Linked DNA regions of Homo sapiens: region 2 is linked to region 1. Evidence: chromatin contacts called from ENCODE Hi-C or POLR2A ChIA-PET data. All regions are on one chromosome and are shown on one strand. Each heading gives the region's core, a stretch centred on a gene start or an enhancer-like site at or near the end of the contact. The rest is flanking DNA. Distances are from core to core; before and after follow the strand shown.

What was found. Hi-C counts contacts between places; a loop is a spot of excess contacts on that map. ChIA-PET counts read pairs that join two places held with the same protein, here RNA polymerase II (POLR2A). Pooled maps may share reads with other maps.
Region 2: a map of CD4-positive, alpha-beta memory T cell shows a loop between it and region 1 (2.0-fold over the local background). The contact joins two enhancer-like sites. A Hi-C loop is called at or near these places in 5 of 168 maps with a recorded cell type or tissue (B cell, CD4-positive, alpha-beta memory T cell, OCI-LY7 and 2 more), 3 of 37 single-sample maps with no recorded cell type and 10 of 50 pooled maps. POLR2A ChIA-PET finds 5 or more read pairs at or near these places in 12 of 52 experiments (AG04450, B cell, CD4-positive, alpha-beta T cell and 8 more).

Annotation. Positions count from the first base shown.
Region 1 is chr2:197,106,942-197,111,082 of GRCh38, forward strand. It overlaps ANKRD44 (ankyrin repeat domain 44), which reads right to left. Exons shown (of 28, transcript NM_001195144.2): 9 at 3,825-3,903. Among named protein-coding and RNA genes, the nearest start is that of ANKRD44-AS1, 89 kb to the right of the region's middle. Within about 2 kb of position 2,069, at least 11 of the 41 ENCODE cell types and tissues checked have a DNase peak (open chromatin) inside an H3K27ac peak, as active enhancers do.
Region 2 is chr2:197,143,211-197,147,351 of GRCh38, forward strand. ANKRD44 (ankyrin repeat domain 44) reads right to left here. Exons shown (of 28, transcript NM_001195144.2): 3 at 3,817-3,895. Among named protein-coding and RNA genes, the nearest start is that of ANKRD44-AS1, 53 kb to the right of the region's middle. RefSeq lists an enhancer at 2,398-2,557. Within about 2 kb of position 2,426, at least 8 of the 41 ENCODE cell types and tissues checked have a DNase peak (open chromatin) inside an H3K27ac peak, as active enhancers do.

The DNA of each region.
Region 1 (4,141 bases), core at 819-3,318:
AAACCTTGCCATTTTCATTTGAAAATTTTTAAAACTTGCTTGGAATGCAAATGAAATCTCTTTACCGTTTGTCATTTGAAGGTTGCAAGTTAAATATTGGAGATTGATCATTGACAACCAGTGAGGAAAATAAACATTTGCCAGTTTAGAAGTATGCAGAGCATGTCAGAAAGGATAATTAATTAGTATCCTCTAAGCATTCATCTGAAATTAGTTTTTCATTGCACAAACAAGAATGATCAGCTTATTAAGTTGCCTTGGAAGGATTGTGAGCCAAAGGGTCAAAAATCTCACATTGACTCATCCTAACCTACAACTTGACTCTTCCTTTTCAAACTCTATTTATTTTTAAAGCTTCTGTGAAGAAAACATCATTTTTGAACTTGTGTAACCTGCTGGACGGCATCTGAGGGGGGTGCCTAGGGCCAATGGTGAGGTCAAATGCCTTCAGACACCAGATGCTGTCTTTGGTCAGTTGCTTTCCCTCTATTGCTGTGACAACACAGCTTCAGACAACAAACAATGTGATTGGATAGCAGAGGTAGTCTTTGCTTACTAACTAAAAAAGAGTGGGGTTTTTTTTTTCATTATTGTCTTACTAAAGCTGGATGATTCTGGAAAAACAAAGTTATGAAAACTAGTAATCCTGACTGGAGAGCAGTCAGAGAAGCAGAGAAAACTATTCAAAGTCCAAACACCAATGCAATTTAACAAAACAAATAAATACAAAGAACATTCCTCAGTAGCATGTTTAGTTGCTTCAGGGAGCCAAATGCTGTGCCCATGTGGTCCTGGAGGACAGAGGGGCTCCTGCTAGGTGATGTCCCACTCTGGGGGGACTGACACCAGGCCCTAGGGGCATGAGCTTCTGGAGAGGGAGTGTCCCAGCAACAGCCCAAGATTCTTCCCAGAAGGAAGCCAACAAACAGGAGGTAAAAAAAGAACTTCCTTTTCTTCTCCCCAAGGGCATTTTAAAAAATGTCAAATGGAAGAATTCACAGTTCTCACATGTGTTATGAATGCAAAAAAATTGTCAGTTGAGATAAGAGAATACCAAAGCATCCTTTTACAGGGAAAACTCTATTTCAAATATAAGTGACTCTCAGAGTAAACAGAATTCAATTTTAAAAGGAATTTTTTTAAAACACCATTGGTTTCTGGAGGTCATGTTTATAAGCGTGGTGGTTGAGAGTTCAGTCTCTGATGTCAGACTTCCTGTGTTCAGATCCCTATTCCTCAACATACTGGCCATTTATCCAGACACAAGTGACAACCTCTCTGCCTCAGCTTCCTCATCTTTGAAATGGAGATAATCATAGTACCTTTTTCTCATAGGGTGGTTGAAAGGCTTTATAAGTGGTGTTTAGCCAAGTGCCTGGCACACTATGAACACTTGGCTTTATCATTATCACTTAGCTTTATCATTATATATAATAGGCTACATATTATAGCCACTATATCCTTATCAATTCAGGCCCCTGGACCCCACCCAATCCATAAGCAAGATGCCAGGACAACCAAGAATGAGAGAGGTTCTGAAACAAAGATCCCCTGACCACAGAGGATAAGAGACAGGGTCTCTTTTAGGTCTCCCCCAACTCAAAAGTCTAGCAACAGCAGGGCACGGTGGCTCACACCTGTTAGCCCAGCATTTTGGGAGGCCAAGGTGGACAGATCATTTGAGGCCAGGAGTTGAGACCAGCCTGGTCAACACATGGCAAAACCCCATCTCTAGTAAAAATACAAAAATTAGCTGGGCATGGTGGCACACCTGTAGTCCCAGCTACTTGGGAGGCTGAGGCACAAGAATCGCTTGAACCCGAGAGGCAGATGTTGCAGTGAGCTGAGATCACCCCATTTCACTCCAGCCTGAGCAACAGAGTGAGAAAGTGTCTTAAAAAACAACAACAACAACAACAACAACAACAACAAAAACACAAATAAACAAAAAAAGTCTAGCAAGAATATCCAGGCAGGACATGGAATTCTTCCAGCCCACATGGCTCTTGCAGAGGCCAAAGCTGCCAGCAGTCCCCTGGGACTGTTGTAAGCATGCCAGCAGGACAGAGAGGAGATGCGTCATAGAGATGACCAGCATGGCCTGACGCACAGGGATGAACCTGCGGGGAAGGCAGTGCTTAGAAGGAGAAAAGTTGTTTTCCCTCCAACCTTGTCTCTGGAGCTTGAAGTTGCTCTAAAAGGGAACCAAGCTGTTTAAGTTTTGTTTGTTTCTAAAAGTTTTGTTTGTTTTTAAAGGGGGGTGGACATTATTTCTGAAAAACAGTTGAGAAATACAGTGGCATAAGAGACGTGCTCGAAAGAGACTAGGGTCACTCCCCCCGACCCCCTTTATTTACATTCAGCAAAATAAAACACGGTGGCCTTTTCAATAAAATGAATGTCAAAGGCATAGCACATATTTCAAATTAGAAATAATGGGTATTGCACGGTTAATTTCTGTTTTACCTTCCTTGGCTCACTGGAAACTTGTTAGGATTTCTTTTCCCTATAGCTTCACTGGAATGCATATAAATTTCCTTTGCTTTGCTGCAGATATTTTGCTTGCTAAGCATAATTCCACTGGCTGGTCTTCCATCCAAATGTCAAATGACTTCTTTGTTTTATGTCTTAAGTGACTAAGACATAACTCAGTGCCACTAATAATTCAAGTGTATGTGGTCCGAAATTCTTATAGATGAGAAAAATACAGGTCCAAGGAAACTGACTAATATCAGAATTTTGAGAAGTAGAAGTATGGGTCAACTAAAAATAGGAACTGCCAGATTGACCTGGAATATCAGCTTAAAATCTGAACTAAACCTGGTTTTTGTCTTTTTTAAATACTCTCTAAGATTTACTAATAGAAGTGATGCTGCTGGCCATGACCCCCTATTAGTAACATGAACCAGGATGTAAAATGATACTCCCTAGTACTTTGACTTCAGTGACAACCTGATGGTTCAAGCATACCTTTGTCGTAAGCCCAGAAAGTTACTATATTACTGTGACTTTCCCAGGTCTTCTCTGTCAAGCCTGTGAATTTTTTTTTTTTTAAGACAAAGTCTCGCTCTGTCACCCAGGCTAGAGTGCAATGGCACAATCTTGGCTCAGTGCAACTTCCTCCTCCCGAGTTCAAGCGATTCTCCTGCCTCAGCCTCCTGAGTAGCTGGGATTATAGGCACCTGCCACCACTCCTGGCTAATTTTTGTATTTTTAGTAAAGACAGAGTTTCACCATGTTGGCCAGGCTGGTCTCGAACTCCTGACCTCAGGTGATCTGCCCACCTCGGCCTCCCAAAGTGCCTGGGATTACAGACGTGAGCCACCACGCCCACCTAAGCCTGTGATTTTATGATCCTTTATATCACATCCTTACCTGCTTTTCCTCTAAGTCATCTCATTTTTCCTAATTTTGCCCAACTAGCTTAATAAGTTTTAACTTAGGAAATTATAGTGAACTCTAAAATTTAAAAATAATTCAGATTTGTTGCTGGAAAATGAATGCTACTTACCTTTATTAGTTTCAGAGTGAGATGCACAGGATCTTGAGCCTACATAAATACATCATTTCCAATTTCAAAGCTCATGCTCTGTGCCTGACTCCAAATTGACTGTGAAACTGTGGCTTTATGTTTTTACTATTAAGGTGGATGTTGATGACATGTCTGATGAACAGTTTTTAGCAAAGTACATCAAAGAATTATGTAATTGCATGCTTACTAAAACTCCAAAACAGGGCATCGACTTTCATATGCAGGTGACTGACAGCCAAATTCACAACAAGAAACTATCGAAATAATGACACTACTGAAGCATCTCTCTTACCATTCTGAATGAGGGTCTGTGACCGTGTGAACCTTCCATGGACAGCTGTCATGTGCAGTGGACTTTTGCCATCTTTACTCTAAAAAAAAGAGAGGGAGAGAAAAACAATGGAGGTGCTCATGAGCCAGTGACACCCATCTGAAATACCCCTATGGACACTCCTAATAATGCCCTGAAAACATTCATTTATTTATTTATTTTTTAAGTATGATCAACATGAGGCTGCAGTGAGCTAGGATTTTACCACTGTACTCCAGCCTGGGTGACAGAATGACATTCTTCTAAATAAAATAAAATAAAAGTATGATCAACAATTA
Region 2 (4,141 bases), core at 1,176-3,675, 37 kb after region 1:
TTATTATACTTTAAGTTTTAGGGTACATGTGCACAATGTGCAGGTTAGTTACATATGTATACATGTGCCATGCTGGTGTGCGACACCCATTAACTCGTCATTTAGCATTAGATATATCTCCTAATGCTATCCCTCCCCCCTCCCCCCACCCCACAACAGTCCCCAGAGTGTGATGTTCCCCTTCCTGTGTCCATGTGTTCTCACTGTTCAATTCCCACCTATGAGTCAGAACATGCGGTGTTTGGTTTTTTGTTCTTGCAATAGTTTACTGAGAATGATGATTTCCAATTTCATCCATGTCCCTACAAAGGACATGAACACGTCATTTTTTATGGCTGCATAGTATTCCATGGTGTATATGTGCCACATTTTCTTAATCCAGTCTATCATTGTTGGACATTTGGGTTGGTTCCAAGTCTTTGCTATTGTGAATAGTGGAGATGGAGTCTTACTCTGTCACCCAGGCTGGAGTACAGTGGTGCGATCTCAGCTCACTGCAACCTCTGCCTCCCAGGCTCAAGTGATTCTCCTGCCTCAGCCTCCTGAGTAGCTGGGATTACAGGCACCCACCACCACATTCAGCTAATTTTTGTAATTTTAGTAGAGATGGGTTTCATCATGTTGGCCAGGCTGGTCTTGAACTCCTGACCTCAAGTGATCCTCCCACCTCAGCCTCCCAAAGTGTTGGGATTATAGGCTTAAGCCACCACACCTAGCCTTTGTAAGATATTTCTACTGTGGTCCTTTTTCTGTGCACTCTGCTTTCTATATCTCAACCCCAGTATCTTAACTCTTAGCCACTGATTGGTTCTCACTGATCTCTCTGACTTAATCCAGATTCGACCAGTTCCCAAACAGAAGCTAGAGTCAGGAGGGAAATAAAGCCAGACCCTGGACTGGCAGTTGTAAGAAAGTGAAATTTCCAAGGGCTGAATTCTTCGCCAAGACCTTGTCTTCCCTGTCTGCTCAGAGGCATTCAGGGTTCTATCCACCTGGCTAACAGGAGATAATGCCAGCAGGAATTTAGCAAGCTTGGGTTACACCATGCTCTGTAGGTTAATACAACAATGGAGAACACAGCTATAATGGGCTGTTCTGGCAAGGCCGAATTATTTGTCCAACATGGTAATCATTAGCACCTCATTCATTATTAAATTAGGAAACAGTTTGGTTGGATTCCCTAAAGGCTCAGCTGCCAGACACAAGCTCAGAGATAAAATCATCATGCTCTTGCAATATTATGAACTTAATATATAAATTGAGTAAAGGACTTTTTGGGAAAATAAAAGTCAAGTGAATTCCAAGAGTTTGCCTCAGCTTCCACAGGTAAATAAAATTGCTAAAAAAGAAAACTTTCCCAATGCTCCCCATGCCCTAAGTCTTCTTAATTTGATGAGAGGGAGGAGGAAATTTTCCATAGCACATTGAACCAAAATTATGCTAAAGAGATTAAGAGCTCAGAAATTCCAAGACCAAACAAGTGAATAGATTAAAATATATGCAACAGCTTCTCCCAGCTCTACTAAATCAGCCAGAGTTGAAGAGAGGCTGGTGGATTCTATGCCCTTGTGAAGGTGATGTGAAACCATGTTTGTCAAACAATCACTGGCCCCAGATACAAGAAAAAAAAGAGACTGGTTGACTTCATGCTGCAGAATTAAAATCTCCCCTTTCAGATGTAGAAACAACAACAACAACACAAAGTTGGCATATAAGACAAAGTTCTGAATTTGTACATTCATGAAACATTCCTCTGAGACTCTGAGAGGTCTATTAATACAACATTTAAGAGGTGGGTGGGCTGGGCACGGTGGCTCACACCTGTAATCCCAGCACTTTGGGAGGCCAAGGCAGGCGGATCACAAGGTCAGGAGATCGAGACTATCCTGGCTAACATGGTGAAACCCCATCTCTACTAAAAATACAAAAAATTAGCCAGGCGTGGTGGCACGCGCCTGTGGTCCCAGCTACTCGGAAGGCTGAGGCAGAAGAATCGCTTGAACCCAAGAGGCAGAGGTTGCAGTGAGCTGAGATCACGCCACTGCACTCCAGCCTGGGCTACAGAGCAAGACTCCGTCTCAAAAATAAATAAATAAATAAATAAAATAAAATACAAAATAAAAAAGAGGCGGGTATAGCTGATGGGGACCAATAGATGTCATACCACAAAGTTCTTTATTTTATACCTCCACTGATTCTGCCTACAATTTTCCACGGGCCAAATTGCAATTGCCAGGGCAACCAGCCAGGTGTGCATTGGCCCTTAGTCTGTGCCAACACCAAACAATACACATTTGTTTGGAACATGGCCCTGGGACATCTTTAGATTTGTTGGAAGAAAGGCCTATTCTCAAAAGCACAAGAAATGCCATGTGAAATCTAACCTAAGCTCCATGTGACCATCAGGAGCGTGGGGCACACGTGTTTTGAGGCACAGAACACTTGTTTCCTGGGGAAACCCACCTCAAGAACATGAACACAACAAAATAAGGGCCGTGTTGCTTATGCATCACAGCACAATTCTTGTTTCTTGTCCACAGTGTTCACCACATCTGCTTGAATGCATGTCTCAGCTCCTACCTCTGCAGAGCTTACTTTAAGATGCTACAGTTCCCCTTTCCTTACTGCAAACAAAGGCGAAAACTTACTATAGGCCTTTTGACTAGTCTGTAGGCAGTGGCACTTCCTCTAGATGTTAATCTCCCAAACATAAAAGAGGAAGAAGAAAGACAGCTTGTCTGTGAATAATCTACAGTGAGACATCTGCACATGCTCAATTCATTCCAGGATTTGTCTAGTAAACACTCAAGGGAGAAAGCATATAATGGTTTTGGAAACCTGTTTGGTGAGATATACTGAGCATACAGGTTTCCAAAAATTAAACCACTGGCATTTTTAAATCTGATGAAATATTTAAAATACATTGAAAAATAAAGACAATAGCATCACAAAGACCAGTATAAACACAAATCAGATTTAAATGTTTGCTATACTCCCTTCTAAATTTTTAAACATAAAATATTTTACAGAGAGTTGTAGTAGTTCTTTTATAGCCTTCCCTGAAGACATTTTTTACTTAACCTGCCTACTTAGAGGTAACCACTAACCAGAAATCAATATGGTTCCTTGCCTTCCATGTTTTTATGCTTTCATCACATAGTCACAGTCATGTATCCATAAGTATAACAGTATTGTTTTGCAGCCCAACTTAAATATATATAAATATACAAACACATTTAGTTGGCATATAAATCTAGGGTGTGCATATATATATGGCATATATACAGTGTGCATATATAATAGCATATATAGTGTATACATGCTATACATAGTGTTTATATAGCATGTATATATAGAGAGAGAGTATATAGTGTATACATGCTATACATAGTGTTTATGTAGCATGTTTATGTAGTGTGTATATATACTCACTATACATAGTGTGTATATATACTCACTATACATAGTGTGTATAGGTGTATGTTCATGTAGACTTTAAACTAGTTTTATTTCCTTTTGTATAATAAAAAAATCAAAATATATCCAAATGTACTGAATTCATCTACAATGCTGGGCCTGACTAGACAGCCAGGAATCAGACTTTCAAAGCAAGATAAAAATGTTACTGGAGAAGTCATTTTTCAATAAGAACAACTTCTTGCATTTTTCTTTGTGTAATGATAAAATCGCCTATCACATAAACTTCCATGAACATAACAAAGGAATTTTGCTTGGGTTCACTGTAGTAGTCAATCTAGTAAATTGGTTATTTAAATTTTTATTTGCAATTGACTTTTGAGTATAGCAGTTATTTACCTGACAAAATCAGGAGTTCAATGATCTCTGCATCTCCCAGAAATGCGGCCACATGAAGAGGGGTTCGTTTCTCAGAATCCTGAAATACACAACGTCAAAGACATACAACAGGTCAGTGGCAGCTGGAGGTCCCTTTTGTAGACATAGTAAGACGTGTCACTCACTCTGTGGTTAATGCATGTGGAAGAGTGTGAACACCAAACATTCGAGTAACTTCTGGTTATGCATTTTCTCTCAACATACCCTATAGTTACACATAACAAAGCATTCCATTTTCTGTGTCTGTGCTTGGTATTTGCCCACTTGCTGCTTTTACTGAAGCCCA